Linked DNA regions of Homo sapiens: region 2 is linked to region 1. The links are chromatin loops, found by intact Hi-C in ENCODE. Cell type or tissue: PC-3. All regions are shown on one strand.

Region 1 (8,000 bases):
TCCAGTCAATCACAGTGCAGGGCTCCTCCAGGAGTCAATTTCTAGCAGGTCCCACATGCAGGCCAAATAAATCCCTCAGGCAAAGAATCGTAGGTACTCACGGTTACAGTCAGAAGCCATTGAATCGGCCTGCATGGGCATGGTGTAGGGAGAGTATGGGCCTAGCCCCATAACATCCACTACAGATCCACACTGAGGGGGACAAAACTGAGCCACGGAGATTTGAAGTGTCTTCCCTCAAATTTCCCAGCTGGCAAGTAGGAGGAGAGGGCCAGGTTCCATATCTACTGGTCATCTCACTTCAGGGTCCATAATGGAAGCTTGTGGGTGATGCTTCATAACCCTCCACAGAAGGTATTAATATTCTATTTTACACATGAAGAATCTGAAGTTCAGGGGTGCAAATTGACTTTGTCCTGTAGCAAATGAACAACTGAGCCAGGGCTGAAACTTCTGTGGATTTCAAAGTCAGGGACAGCCTCAGGACGCTGTAATCCGCTTGCCTGCAGAGAAATCCCCTAGTTTCTCCTGAATCAGACAAGTTCTCCAGTGTCTCAAACCAGATGTTCTGGCTACAAGGACAGGCAGAAGGTTGATGCTGTCTCACTTCCTGAAGGCCAACATCATGGCTGAAGGCGAGGAAAGGTCATCTGTAAGTGCTTGGCTTGTGTGTCCATCCTGCAGTGAGGCTATCTCCAAGGGGGCTGACTCATGGCTCTAGTGCCATCCAACAGTTTCCAGTTCCTAGATGCTGCCTGACTCAGCTCTTTATTTGTTCCATCTTTTGTTGTTACCGGGTCCCATCCTCTATGTTATTTGGGCATGCCAAAAATTATGCACCTTTGAATCAGAGTTGGCATAAAAGGCTGTAATTATGTGTACTAAAATGAATTCTTTGAGGCCTTCAAGCAGAAACCCTTCCTCCTTCTTCTTCCCCTCGTACTCCTCTTCAAGGAGTGATACAAAGACTTAGAAAGTCCCACTGGGCTCACAAGCACCCTGGCAGGGAGGGCAGAGAGCGGCGTTAAGAAACCACATGGTGCCATTAGATGCTCTTGACGTGCTGTGGTTTTCTGGTTCACTCTGCTAGACGGTGCCCAGGGCTGTTCCCGGAGCCGTCTGTCATTGTACTTACAACTCACATCACACCCCGAGTCAGCCTGTTACCCCGCAGAGCCAACAGCCTGGCTGTTTTCATGCAAAGCCAGCAAAAACAGACTGCCTGGCGGAGCTGGAAAACACAGACTCCGCAGCCTCCTTCTTTCTTGCAGCAAAAATAAATGATAACAGCATTGAGGATGACCGGAGCCTGATGATGACAAGAAACAAACAAACAAAAAAGGTATCTTCTAAGCCCTAGACTGGGGGATTGGGCCTAGTTTGGGCACACATTTGCTTGGTAACCTTGGGCAACTACTTTCCTCTAACAGGGTCTCATCTCTTTGCTCATCCGTACAATGGAAATGCTGAGCTGGAAATGAACCTAAAGTTTCGTTTCAACATTTGAGTATTGTATTAGTTTCCTGGGCTGCTGACACAAAATACCACACAAACTAGGTGGCTTAAAACAACCGAAATTTATTATCTCAGAATTCTGGGGGCTGAAGTCTGGAATGAAGGTGTCAGGAGGGCCATGCTTCCTTCAATACTCTGAATAAGCTCCTTTCTTGCTTTTTTCAGCTTCTGTGGGCGCTGTCAATCCTTGAAGTTCCTTGGCTTGCAGCTGCATTTGTCCATCTCACATGATGCTCTCCCCTGCGTCTGTGTCCTCATATGTGTGCCTAAATTTGCGTCTGGGTCTAAATTTCTCTCCTTTGATAAAGACACCAGTCATATTGCAGGAGTGCCTACCATACCATAGTACGAGCTCATCTTAACTTGATTACTCAATCTGCAATGGCCTTTTTTTTTTTTTTTTTTCCAAATAAGGTCACATTTACAGGTACTAGGGGTTTAAGACTTCAACATACCTTTTTAGAGTTGACACAATTCAACCCATAACAGGCATTACTGAGTGCTTTTCTAGTGACCAGGTTTACGAGGTTTTATTTTGCGATTTGAGATAGGAGATATTGATGGCTTCCCCTCAATGGAGGAGAAATTGGGGATACAAGGGCAAGAACCATGTTAACTGCAGCCAGGGCTGACATTAAGTTGGGATGCATTGGTACAGCTTTATGGGTAGTTAAAACATAAGAAGACTTACCACTGTCCCACTATTCCACACTCTAAGAGAAGCATATAATTAGTCTCCCAGCCCCCAATCCCATGTATTCCTTTATGTGATTACATAAGTAATGCCTGTCATCCCCATTAGATCAGGAGCTCTGTATTGTTCAGATGCCTACATTTGGTTGTGGTTCAGAGTAGTTGCTTGTTGTAGGCATCCTCTAAGATGGCTCTCAATGACCTTGCCTTCTGGTGTCCAGGCCCTTGTATAAATCCTACCCCCCAACCCCCAATGCCACTGAAGAAGTCTGGCCTGTATAACCAATAAGACATTGCAAAAATAATGTTGTGCAACTTCTGAGGCTGGATCACAAAAGACATTGCAATGCCCACCTTGCTCTCTCTTGGGTCACTTGCTCAGGGGAAACCAGCTGCCATGTGGTGAGGATTCTCTAGCAGCCCCATGGAGAAGTCCATGAAGTGAACAACTGAGGTCTCCAGCCAACAGCCATGGGAGTGAGCTGTCTTGGCAGTAGATCCTCCAGCCCCAGTCAAACTTTCAGATGAGACCATAGACCTAGGTGACGTTTGTAACTGCAGCCTTATGAGCAGCCCTGAAACACAACCACCCAGCTAAGCCACTCCTGAATTGGTGACCCACAAAAATGAGTTTATAAATGCTTGGTTTTGTTTTAAGCCACTAAGTTTTGAGGTAACTTGTCATGGGGCCACAGATCATGAATACTATGCTCAGTGTAAATTTCTTGAATGAATAAGGAAACTGATGCATAAATCAATGAATGAATAAAAGAACTGTTTTTCAGGCTAATTATAGTTAGCTAGAAATTAGCTCCATCCACCATGGACTAAGTGGGTGACTTCAGGCAAATATAATCTTGCTGCCCTGGGTCTCAGTTTCTTCATCTGTAAAATGGGATGATAACAGCAGTAGCCACCTCAGAGAGCTGCTGTAAAGATTCAGGAAGAAAAGACAGGCAAAGACACTTAGCATAGTGCTTGGCAGGGATCATACTGGATTATTTAACACTCAGCACAACCCATGCATAAGCAGTCAGAATGGTCACCACCTGGCTTGATATCAGCCCTGGGGTGGGGCACATGATAAACTCTCCAGAATTGGTAGCTGTCATCATAATCATTGCCACCAGGCTAAAGGCTAATAACCTTAGTGCCTGCAGCAAGGAGCTCTCAACTTAGTGTGGGAAAGAGACAAGCAAGCAAACATTTACACTAGTGTGATGAAGGGCATAGGAATGTGCAAAATGATGATCCATTCTGCTACGGGAGGAAAATGCCCATATAATCACAGAGGGCAGAGGTCCAGAGGTCTCTGGCCTGAGCCTCAATTCCAGCTCTCAGACGCTTTTGAGAGTTAACGTTTGTTTCCACTGTTTCACCCAGTTTGGGAACAAATAAATTAGTTCTGAGCGGAACTAAAACCTAGCTCCACCACTCGTCTCCTATTGTGACCTTGGGCAAGTCACTTAGCCTCTCTGAATCTGCTTCCCCATTTATAAAAGGGGAACCATTAAAGTTGTTAACTCCTAGCAAGCACTTAAGACAGTACGTGGTGCTATTTTTGACACTGGTAAGTGCTTTATAAATGTCATGTGGGTTACTATTGTTACCACTTTTTTATTATTTAAGGTGCTGAATTAGACCCCTTCTTCCTGAAAGACACTAAAAGACACTCTGTTCTCATGGAAAAGATGGCTCCATGAGAGATGAATCTTAGTTTTCCTTCCCACACATACCATACACAGGGCCCTCTTGAACTTCAAAGAGAAGCCCCGCCAGGAAGCTCAACTCGCTGTAAGTGTAGCAGGAGAAATATGGGAGCCGGCTTCCAGGGCCGCTGAGCAGCTGTTTGATATCACACCAGGGTGGCCAAGACTTTGGGGACGGGCCTGTTTACTCCTCACAGATAACATCTCAAGTGGACTGTGGGGAAGGATGGGAAGGACGCTCAGGGTCAGCCTTCACCTTTGTAGTTGTTTAAATATCGATTATAACTCATCTGAGACTGACTTATGCTAGGGTGAGGAGCGAGTGATGTGTTTGAAGATATCCCATAGATTTGCTTGAAGACTTCATTTAGAGGATCTTAAATCTCTTAACAAAAATGGGTGGATCTCAGCCATCGTTTTTCTGGTTAAGAAAGTGCTCAGCAGCACTTTTGTTAATAAGCTTCATGGTTGAAAACTCTAAGATACCAGAGGCCTTCTCCATCTTAATTAAATATGGCAATGCATACTAATAAGAAATTGAGCTATCTAACTAATTGAAATGAAATGCGAATTGGATTTTAGAAAACAAGAAGTGCACAGACAAAGATGTTTTGGAAGCAGTTTTTAAAAAAATGCAATGGCTTTCCTACTGTAGGATTTCCTAGGGTCTCTTGTATGTCCATGTGCGTTTTGATTTTGTCTCCCTGAGAAGGACCTAGGAAGGCACAAGTTTTGCAAAAGTTTTTGGATCACAGAATCTTTAATTTGTGGAGCATAGTGTGAGATTAATATTCTTAGGAACACACTTTGGTCCAGGCTACTATGCGAATAAAATAGGTAAAGTACTTAGACCAGTACACACCACCCATAGCAAGTGCTTGGGGAATGGTACACATTATTATTGTTACCGTGGAGGGGGGTTGAACTTCAAAGTTGCCTCCAACTCTAAAAATCAATGATTCTCATTATAATGTCATCACAGAAAAGTAATTGAGCTTGTTGGCTTGGATGAAATGGAAAAAAATAATTGAAATTATGCACTCAAAATAGTTTCTTTAGTAATTTAAATGTAGTTCTTAACAAATAGCAAAGTTGATCTTCATTTGTCTTTTCTTTGTGGGGGAGGGGGGTTGTTTTTTCATAAGATCTTAGCAAACAATGAAATCCTCAGAGGCAAATCAAGTAATGTCCCAGGAAATCCCAGGACGCACATTTCAGCATGTGTAGGAAATGTGTTGTCTTCACAAGGGGCATACTCCAGCAGACCCTGAGTTGTACCAGTGTCCTACCCTGGACGTGAATGTGCTGTGAGCAGATGGAAACCACCTCACTGCTTTGGATACTGGGCTTTTAAAGTATGAAACATAAACAGGAGATTAATGCATCAGCTTGCCACTCAAAGTGTGGTCCACAGATCGGCAGCAGTGACATCACCTGGGGTTATTATTTTTCTTGGAGAGAGGTCCTTTCCCCTGTACTCGCAATTTCCAGGTTTTGTTTGGCAACTTGGTAAAGTGACCATTTGCTTAGCCAGATGTGCCTGAACATTTTGGAACTCTGAGTCAAGAGGGCGGTTCCTGCTTCAAGGAGAGAGCTGGTTCCAATTCTAATTTTCATTTCTAGATCTGGATATTTATGACAAAGACCTCATCAACCTGGAAGTGTAACTTTCCTGCTTTCAACTCTGAGTTCTCCATCACCTCCCCTGGCCCCTTGCACATACAGTCTATCTTCTTTTCCATATAATAAAACAGCAATGTAATCAGCCCCTGGAACATGTCTTGGCATTAGGAGTAAACTCAGGCAGCTCGGTTTATTAGCTGTTTCCATGGGAGAGAACTCTTGGGGCCAAATAGATATTTACAAATATTGTAAGCACTCAGCTGCTCCCCAGGAGTGACATTGCTGTCTGGAGATAAATAGCTTCTCAGAGAAGTTAGGCTTTCTTCTACACCCTCTACTCCTCCACCCTCCTCATCTGTCTTGCTTTCAGCCAGATCATCCTATAACCACAAGGTCCCCAGAAGAGATTTTTCACCACCTTTGGGCATTGAGGGCCCGAGGGCTTGAGGTTTACTACTCTGGGGGACCAGACCAGAAATGTGGTTTTGAAAGATGAATATTTTGATATATTTTGTGATTTAGCCAGCTGAGAGCCTTTGTGAGCAGAAATGAGCATCTCATAAGGGGTGTTTTTAGTCTCACAGTGCTTAGAGTGGTTGGAGGACCAGGTTCAGGGTGATTATATCAACTTCTCCAAGTATTCATTTATTCAACAAATAGACATTGACTCCCCAGCACATACAAGGCAGTGCATTCAACACTGAGGTTACCATCTTGTATCTGTTAGGGTCCAGCAAAAAAACTGGCATCATTAAAGGTCCTTCAAGCAGAGAGAATTTAATACAGGAAATTGAATCCATATGGGACAGAGGAACTGAGAAAGCAGAAAGTGAAGCAACCTAGAGTTTACCAATAGCAGGAAGTCACTACTGTCCCTAAAGAAAAGGGACAAAAAGAGGATCTTTTACTTTCAGAGGCTAAGTGCCAGGACCTTCAAGTGTAGCCAAGATTATCAAGCAGCTGAGGCTTCTGCCAGAGCCGGATGGGTGTGTGAAGTGATAACTACTCAACTGTGTCCTCTTCCCTCACTCTAGTCTTCCACCAGAGCCTCCTATTGGCTGAGAGTACAAGGAAGCAAGAAGGCAAAGGAGTTTGGAAAATGTAGCTCCTTAAGATTTGGAAGAGAACAGAGCAGATAAAGAATCTGAGAGTGAGCAGGTGTATGGTTGGCACATGTGGCAAGAGGGACAGTTACAGTCTTGGAAAAAACTGGGTGTCAACTATTGCCTTGGCTCTACTATATCCTTGACACTCTCTCCTAAACCCAAACTGAATCTGAAGGGTGAGAGATGATGGTGTTCCTCCTTTTTTTTCCAACCCAAAATTTGAGAACTTGCCAAGAGAAAAAAAAAGCCACATTGCAAAAGGAAATCTACTTCATAGATGAGCCAAAGTTTGTATGAACAAGTCCCCATTTTAACTTTAGAGCCCCCAAATGAACTTAGCATTGGGGTGTTTTCCAGCCTTGAAAACACCTTTCCCTGCAACAACCATGATTAAAATTTATTGAATGCTTGGTATGTGCTGGCCATTATGCTAAATTCTTCCCATACATTATCTCTTTAAACTTTATATTGATCCCATGAGGTAGCAGTAGCTACTCTTCTTATAACCAATTTGTAGATTAGCAATCCAAGGTTTAGATAGGTTAAGTTTAACATATTGCCAGGGAGTGGTGGAGCTGGATTTGGAGACAGGCAATCTGACTTCAGAGCCCATATTTTTAGCCACTCCTCAATATTGCCTTCCAATGAAAGTGTATTTAATGTTGTGGCAGGAAAGAGGAAAATCTCCGTAGAATATAGTTCAGATAATATAGTTCAGAAGATAGTTCAGAGGACCCCCCCAGAGTCATAGATTAAACAGGGTAGACACTTATTTCTCTTGCACGTAAGAGACTGGGCTAATCTGGCAGCTCTGCATCTTGGAGTGTTCAGTGGCTGGGGTCTCTCTTTTTTTCTTTGTCATCCTTAGGGTATTTTTCATCATTGACACTTTTCTAGTTATTTCACCATCAAATTTGTAATATAAACAGTGGAAATAGTAAGATAAATGTGAGGGAAAATAGGCTCCTTCACTCTAAGAGCATGACACAGAAATCACACACATTTTTCTCAGTCTCATTAGCCAGAACTTAGTTATATGTTCCCACCTAGCTGCAAGGGAGGTGGGAACTGGGCAGCCCAGCTAAAATTCAATTGTTCTGTCAATACAGCGGAAAAGAAAAACTGACATTGAGGGACAACTCTCTGGTTCTGCTTGCACATACCCTTCTTTTTACTTCAATGTACTGATTGAAAATCTTTTCCATGTTTCATCTCAGCTAATGGGCAAATCTCCAATTTGGGATAATTTTGTGTTCAGTTTACAATACAGGAGGCAACTGAGTACATGAGAGTTGAAATTGTTTGTTCCAGGTCACCAACTGAGTCAATTATGTGGGGAATGAGATTGGAATGG
Region 2 (8,000 bases), 57 kb after region 1:
TGAGTTAGTTAAGGAATTTTTAGTTGTTGGAAGCAAAAATTTACCATAAATCATACAAAAAATGGAATGTATTACAGGGCATTGGGATATGTTGAAGATGACAAGGTCAAAGGTGCATGATAGGCCTCATCAGGGCCTGGAACCAGGAACCCAGAAACCCAGGACCTGAGACTACTTTGTCCACCTCTCCTGGTTTCATGTGGCTTGTCATCTCTGTTTCTCTCTCTATAGGTCAACTTCCTGTCTTTGTGGTCAGCTTTTCTATGTCACTTGCACATGTCTATTATTCAAACTACTGTAGACACAAACATACATCCATCAGTATGTCCTCATAAGAAGATCTTAGGAAGGAAAAACTGATTGGTCCAATTTAGATCATGTGCTCCTGTTTGCTCCAATCAGCCGAGGACAAAGATGAAGACTCACACATTTCACAAATTAAGAAAAAGAGTTGATGGTGCAGCTGCTTTGAAAAACAGTGTGGCAGTTTCTCAAATCGTTGAACATAGACTTACCACATGACCCAGAAATTCCACTCATAGGCATTAATCAAAAAAAAAAAAATGAAAACATTCATCCACATAAAATTTGTACATGGATGTTTGTAATAGCCAATAAGTGAAAAGAACTCAAATGTCCACCAACTGGTGATCTGATAAATAAAACGTGGCTTAGCCGTGCAATGGAACGCTAGTGGGTAATAAAAAGGAAGGAAGCACTGAAACACGCTACAACATGGATGAACCTCAAACGCATGATGTTAGGTAGAAGAAGCCAGATGTAAAAGACCACATATTCTATGATTTCATTTATTTAAATGTCCAGAAAAGGCAAATTTCTAGACACGGAGTAGAGAAGTGTTTGCCTGGGACTGGAGTGGGAATGGGAAATAACTGTAATGGGCACGAGGTTTCTTTCCAAGGTGATGGGAAAGTTTGACTGTGGTGATGGTTGCACAACTCCATAAATATACTAAAATCCATTTAGTTGTATACTTTCAGTGGGTAAATTTCATCATATGTACATTATTTCTCAATAAAGCTATTCGAAAGGAAGGAAAGAAAGAAGGGAGGAGGTTTGGAAGAAATGGTTTACATCATCCATGGATGGGTTCCCCTCCAGTTGCCCCAACCTGCAAGGTGAATTCCTGCCTCTGTGTCATTTTTTGAATCATTTATTTTGCCAATACCATTCTACCCTCCATTTATTCAATTGTTGGGGGTGGGGGTGGGGGGGCTTCTGTTTCATTCTCTGCAGCTATAAGCATCAGACATTTCTCTCTTTTTAAAATGAATTTCTTATTCTCAAGGCCCCTAGACCTCACTTGCTGACACTCTTCACCTCATTCACGCATCCCCACAACTGACCTTCTTTCCCTCTATTTCATCATGCCCTATGAATTTCTCCTAAGATCCCAAAGTGGCGTTCCCTGAAATGTTCTTTCCCCACATCTCTGCAAAGTTCATTGGTGCCTCTCATTCAAGTCTTCCCTCTAACATCGCTTTCTCATAGGGATCATCCTGACAACTCTTTCTAAAACAGTGTCTCAATCCCAAATATTTTCTGCTTTTCCCTTAGGTCACCCTCCACCCTTCCCCGCCCTGCTCTGCGTCTGGAAACTGACTTATAGAGACACATCAATGGACTTTCCTGCCCTCTGCCTTCCTGTTGGGTTTGCCAAGGACCAGTCCTGTCTTACCAATTCCATTTTCAATTTTATTAGTGTAGGGACTAATCTTTACACTTTTGGATCCACCCTTTAATACTATCCCCAGTTCCTTATAGATGCCCCTCAATTTGTGGATAATGACTGCCATATTTATCATAGTTCCCTAGGAGGAAAACTGATAACCTTCTTTTGGAGATTCACAATATAAAGCATAATATCAAAGGCTCTGAGAAGGCCTGCACATAAACAAACAAAGCAAGCATGCAAACACATTTAATTTTGTTTAGCCTAGCTTATCCCAAACTTCTTAAACCATGGATCCCTTTTTCATGCAGTAAGTGTTAACGTCTTATAGACTTAAAGTCCTTCTGAGCATAGTTTAGGAAACTTTGTCTTTTCCTATGTGAGTTCCAATTTTCATGTCCGTCCCACAAACTTTCCCTTATGTCAGAGTTAAGACTCAGAGAAGTCAAGCGGCTTCTGCACAGTAATTTAAGCTCACGAGTTGCATAGCTGGAATTTGAGCCCATGCCTGGACACAATGAAAGCCATATTTTTGCCCCTGTACCATGCTCTTCCTAAGATAGGGTGGATTGCCTGGGATTCACCTTAATTATTTGATAAAAATAATTTGTAACTAACCATTGACTGCTTCTCAGTGAATGCTATTCTGAAGGACTTGATGACAGTTCATTCTCCGCTCCGACAGTCTGCTTTGCATTATCAATTTGTTAAGAAACTATTTTTGTAGAGCTGTGCAAAAGGAAACTTCTATCCAGACTGTCTGAATTATCCAAAAATTCTGAACTGATGGCATCCAAATGAATAAGACTTTACAGAACTGTATCTCAAGAATTGATTAGATTTGTCAGTTTTCCTGGGATATAAAGTCCTGGATGGCTTTCCTGAAAGTACGCTAGAACATAAATAATCAGTAAGTTTTCAGGTGAATTCCAGGGAGTCCATGGGAAAAAGAAAACTCTGGCTGTCTGCGTGGAAATCTGTAGTCTACCTGACAAAACCTTACACATAGTCCCAAAGTATGAGCTCTATGATGAGGGTGTTTGGGGGAAAAAAAAAGCAAAGATTTTTTTTTTTAAAGTTAAAACACTTTCCAGCAACCAGTGTTAAGATTTAACAGCCAAGAAGGTCAGGGTGATGAACTTGCAAACGTTCATGGACACTAGGCACCCAGTCAACTCCCCAAGCTCCAAAATGCTAGAGGGTCAGCAAACAAGGAAAACATGTTTTCCTAACTAAGAAAAAAATGACGTCTTGGATTGATATATTTATTTATTTATTTCCCATCAGGGGATTTTTGGAAGGCCATGTCTCTTGGCTTCCTGAGTCTCTTCCTCCTCTGTTTTAGGGAGGGTGATACGTAAGGCAAAGCTTACAAAACAAGATTTGGACCATTCTCCTTTATGTTTTCCAGAGGCTACATACTAGTGATGAAAGATCTGACCCAGGAATTTAAGTTCATGAGTGGGGTGGGGCGGTGAGGGGATGCTGGGGGGCCTTCCATCCCCAGCTTCTGTCTGTCCCTGTGGCTGGACTCCAACCACTTTATTTTTGAAGGGCTGAGCCAGTCCTGTGGTTCACTGGTGGATCCATCTTTCCTTACAAGGAAGTGGCTTTTTGCTTCTTTCTGGGATGTGGGGTCTGGGATGTGTTTACGCTCAGCAGAGCTTTGGATGAGTCTCAGTATCCACTCATTTATTCAGTGAGTACTAATTGAACATGACTGTATGCCTGGCACTCTGCTAAGCATTGAAGATGTCAGAAACAAACAACACTATGTCTATCTTCTTAGGGATCCTGATATTTTTTGAATTACGTGGCACCAGTTCCCACTATAGGTCATTTGGACTCAGAGGGAAAGATTGTATTAGCAATCATCTTTCCCAATCCTCCCACTTTACAGATGGGAAGACCAAGGTTCAGAGAGGAAGAAGGGGCTTGCTCAGGGTCACATGGTAGATTACTTACATGTTCTGAAGAAAGATACAGTTTTCTTGCTATTTAACCCAAAGCTCTCTTCTTTGTATCATATTGCCTCTCACGGTTCATTCAACTAGCTTTCCTGAGCACTCGTTGGACACCATGAACTGCATTAGGCTGAATGAAACTCACATATGTCACTCAAGAAGTTGAAAGATCCAAGCTGGTGGTGATGGATTCTTAAGTCATTAACTGGGAAATATGGAAGAGAGAGTGTAGACGTGGGAATTATATGGGCTTAGGTTTAAATTCTGGAATCCCACTTACTCATCATGGAATTCAACTTATTCATCATGTTGTCTTGGGCAATTATTTAGCTTTTCTGAGCTTCAGTCTTCTCACCCTTAAAACAGGAATAGTGCTAGGACCTAGTGCCTATGAATGTTGGAAGTAGAAGCAACAATATATGGAAAATACTTTGCAAAGCACCTGGCACAAAATACTGAGCACTGACTGGTTGTCATGAGTAATAATCACTGTGATAAATGCTATCTATAATTGTGTGTACAGCATTCTGGAAACACATAGCAAGAAGGAATTCCATCCCAGGGATAGGACCTTTGGTTGGATTTTTCTGCCTGATTTTGGGGAGGAGGCATATTTTTCAAGGTGAAAATCTCTCTACAGGCATTTCTGCTCTAAGAATTATATTCTCTTATGAATGACTAGAAAAGTGAGTACAAGAAACATGGCCACAAAGTGATATAAACACAAAACAGGACCATTCTTGAAGCTGACCAGCTAGATATTGAGTTCTTTTAATGGATACATCCACATGCTCCAACTACAAAGATAATCCATGTTTAAAGGATGATCCAAGACATGGGAATCTCAAAATGCCTTATGAATCATCAGAGATCAAACAGATTGAGTCATCCAGGATTATTTACATTTTTTATGTTGCAATGCTTTGAAAATTGGTAATAGTATAGAGTTCACTCCCTGTTGATGCTAACAGCAATTGGCCTTGACAAGCATTTCCCAAAGCCTGCTTTGTGGAACACTAGACCTGTGGCATTCTCACTAACTTTAGGTAAAACATGTACCCACATATTTCCAGAATACGTTAGCTCATGCACAGCACAGTCCCTGAGTGCAGAATCCCATTTATGTTCTTTACCCTAGTAGAATTTCCTTTAATCCCTTGATTATAATGTCCTCTAGGACAGGAACTGTGCTTGTCTTGTTCTTCACTGTATCCCAGCAACTGGCACAATTTCTGGGATGTCGTACACACTTAGTATGTATTTCTTGAAATAATCATGTACTTCTTAAAAGGACTTGTAAAAGTAATTTCAACTTTTATCTTAGATTCAGGGGGTACATGTGCAGGTTTGTTACATGGTATGATACATGACACTGAGGTTTGAAGTGTAAATGATCCCATCACCCAGGTAGTCAGCATGATACCCAGTGGGTAGTTTTAAACCCTTGCTCCCCTCCCTCTCTCCCCCTTCTAGCAGTCCCCAGTGTCTATTGCTTCCATATGTACCCAATGTTTAGCTCCCACTTATAAGTGAGAACATGCAGTGTTCGATGTTCTGTTCCTGCATCAGTTCACTTAGGCTAATGGCCTCCAGCTGCATCCATGTTGCTGCAAAGAACATGATTTCATTCTTCTTTATGGCTGTGTAGTATTTCTTGGTGTATATATACCACATTTTTAAATTTTTTACCCAATCCGCCATTGATGGGCACTTAGGTTGATTCCATGTCTTTGCTACTCTGAATAGTGCTGCAATGACCATATGAGTGCATGTGCCTTTTTGGCAGAATGATTTATAAAACATGGAAATTTATCCTGAGAGGCTACAGAGGTGCCTTAAGGACAGCAGAAAGAAGGTGGGATGGGGCAAAATGGGTGGGGCTCCAGACCACACCCTTGCCTTAACCACATCCTCCACACCTTAACGGTGACTGCTCTATAGATTTGGCTTTCTTTTGAATTAAGGGTTAAGTGTTTGTAACACACCACTGTGGAGAAGAGTATGGAGGTTCCTCAGTGTATTAGTCCATTTTCACATTGCTGATAAAGAGGTACCTGAGATAGGTAATTTATAAACAAATAGAAGTTTAATGGACTCACAGTTCCACATGGCTGGGGAGGCTTCACAATCATGGTAGAAGGCAGAAGGCACGTCTTACATGGCTGCAGACAAGAGAGAATGAGAGTCAAGTGAAAGGGGTTTCCCCTTATAAAACCATCAGATCTCATGAGACTTATTCACTATCATGAGAACAGTATGGGGGAAACCACCCCATGATTCAATGATCTCCCACCCAGTCCCTCCCACAACACGTGGGAATTATGGAAGCTACAATTCAAGATGAGATTTGTATGGGGACACAGCCAAACCTCATCACTTAGAAAACTACAAATGGAACTACCATATGATCCAGCATCCCACTAGTGGGCATTTATCCAAAGGAAGGGAAATCGGTACATCAGAGACATCTGCACCCCCGTGTTTATTACAGCCAAGATATAAAGTCAACCTAGGTGTCTAAAGATAGATGAATGAATAAAGAATGTGGATGAATAGCATGGAACACTATTCAGCCATAAAAAAGAATGAAATCCTCTCTTTCATAGCAACATTGACAGAACTGGAGGACATTATGTTAAGTAAAATAAGCCAGGCACAGAAAGTTGAAACCTTTCATGTTCTCACTCATATGTGGAAGCTAAAAAAAAAAAAAAAAAAGCTGATCTCACAGAAATAAAAAGTGGAAAAAGGATATTAGAGACTGGGAAGGGTAAGGGAAGAGGGCTTAAGGACAAATTAAATGTGACAAAATTACAGCTAAATAGGAGGAATAAGTTCTAGTGTCCTACAGCATTGTAGGATGACTCTAGTTAACAATAACACATTATATAGTATCAAATAGCTAAAAGGAGGATATTGAATGCTCCCAACACAAGAATGATAAATGTTGGAGGTAATAAATATGTTAATTACCTTGATCTGATTACTATACGTATGTATCTCATAAATATGTACAATTAAAAAATTTAAAAAATTAACAGACAAACAAATACACTGTTCTAGAAGAAATTGTATCATAGAATGTAGGTGTTGAATAGTTGAAGGGAACAATCAAGGTTGGGCCTGACAGATTTAGCTATGTGTATTTTACTTCTTCTATTCTTTTCTTTCTTTCTTTTCTTTTCTTTTTTTTTTTTTTTTTGGAGACAAGAGTCTCACTCTGTTGCCCAGGCTAGAGTGCAGGGGCACGATCTTGGCTCACTACAACCTCCACCACCCAGGTTCAAGTGATTCTCGTGCCTCGGCCTCCAGAGTAGCTGGGACTACAGGTGTGCACCACCATGCCTGGCTAATTTTGTATTTTTTAGTAGAGACAGGTTTCTGCCATGTTGGCCAGGCTGGTCTTGAACTCCTGACCTCACGTGATCTGCCCACCTCAGCCTCCCAAAGTGTTGGGATTACAGTCGTGAGCTTCTGTGCCCAGCTAGCTAGGTGCATTTTAAAAACTATAACTCCAAAGCTCATTTGATTGTGGCCCTAGTCATTCATTCTTCCCTAATTATGGAATGTTTCTACATGTCAAACACTGCTCTAGACCTTGAAGATACAGACAAATATGAAAGACAAGGCCTCTTGACCTCAAGGAACTTATGGTCCAGTGGGAGAAAAGGGTACTCTTAATAAACCAGTAAACAATCACATAGCCAGCATGATTTCAAATGAGACACACACCATGAAGATGATATAATGGAGATGAAGTTGAGAGTGCTGGAGAACGAGGTGGTGATGGAAAAGAAGTCCTCTCATGGAAGAAGCCATTTGTATTGAGACCCAGAAGGCATCTGAAGACTAGCAGGGAGGAAATCCTGCCTGCAAGGGATGGCATATGCAAAGACATTGAGGCAGGAGTGAAATTTGTATGCTTGAAGAACATGAAGCAAGCCAGTGTGGCCAGAGCGTATAGTAAGGTAGGGATTGAAATGTGATTGAAGATGTAAGCCGAGGGTTACATTCAGCTCATCTGTCTTCTCAGTGTCAACCACTGTGTCTGGCAAAGACCAGGCACCATGGATATATGCTCAAGGTCCAAACTAATGAAATTAATTAATTGCATCTCTCAATTCCTGTTCTCCATAACCTTTGGTGCCACTGTCTGTGCATATTTTACAAAATAAAGCTAATTTTAAAAACACAGCTGTATATTGTTGTAGCTATTTTAATAAGTATGACCATGCCTATGGAGTCAGTACAAGAAAGGATTTGATATTGACTGCCCCCCACCCCCCAAATCTAAGACTTACTTAGAGGATAGATATTGCCCAATTAACTGACTGGAGACACAG

What was found. Hi-C counts contacts between places; a loop is a spot of excess contacts. Peaks named below come from ENCODE experiments on the same cell type or tissue, not always from the same donor. Only the 100,000 strongest peaks of a DNase experiment are listed, where the experiment ranks them.
Region 2: a loop joins it to region 1, with 3 times the contacts of the local background. A loop is called at or near these places in 3 of 110 quality-filtered maps.

The regions. Positions count from the first base shown.
Region 1 is chr12:114,915,631-114,923,630 of GRCh38, forward strand. No RefSeq gene overlaps it. Among named protein-coding and RNA genes, the nearest start is that of TBX3, 240 kb to the left of the region's middle. In PC-3, no CTCF peak of the experiment used is centred here; DNase peaks (open chromatin) are centred at 701, 3,351 and 5,331; H3K27ac peaks cover 5,260 bases.
Region 2 is chr12:114,972,624-114,980,623 of GRCh38, forward strand. No RefSeq gene overlaps it. Among named protein-coding and RNA genes, the nearest start is that of TBX3, 290 kb to the left of the region's middle. RefSeq lists a silencer at 88-288. In PC-3, no CTCF peak of the experiment used is centred here; a DNase peak (open chromatin) is centred at 4,538; H3K27ac peaks cover 1,904 bases.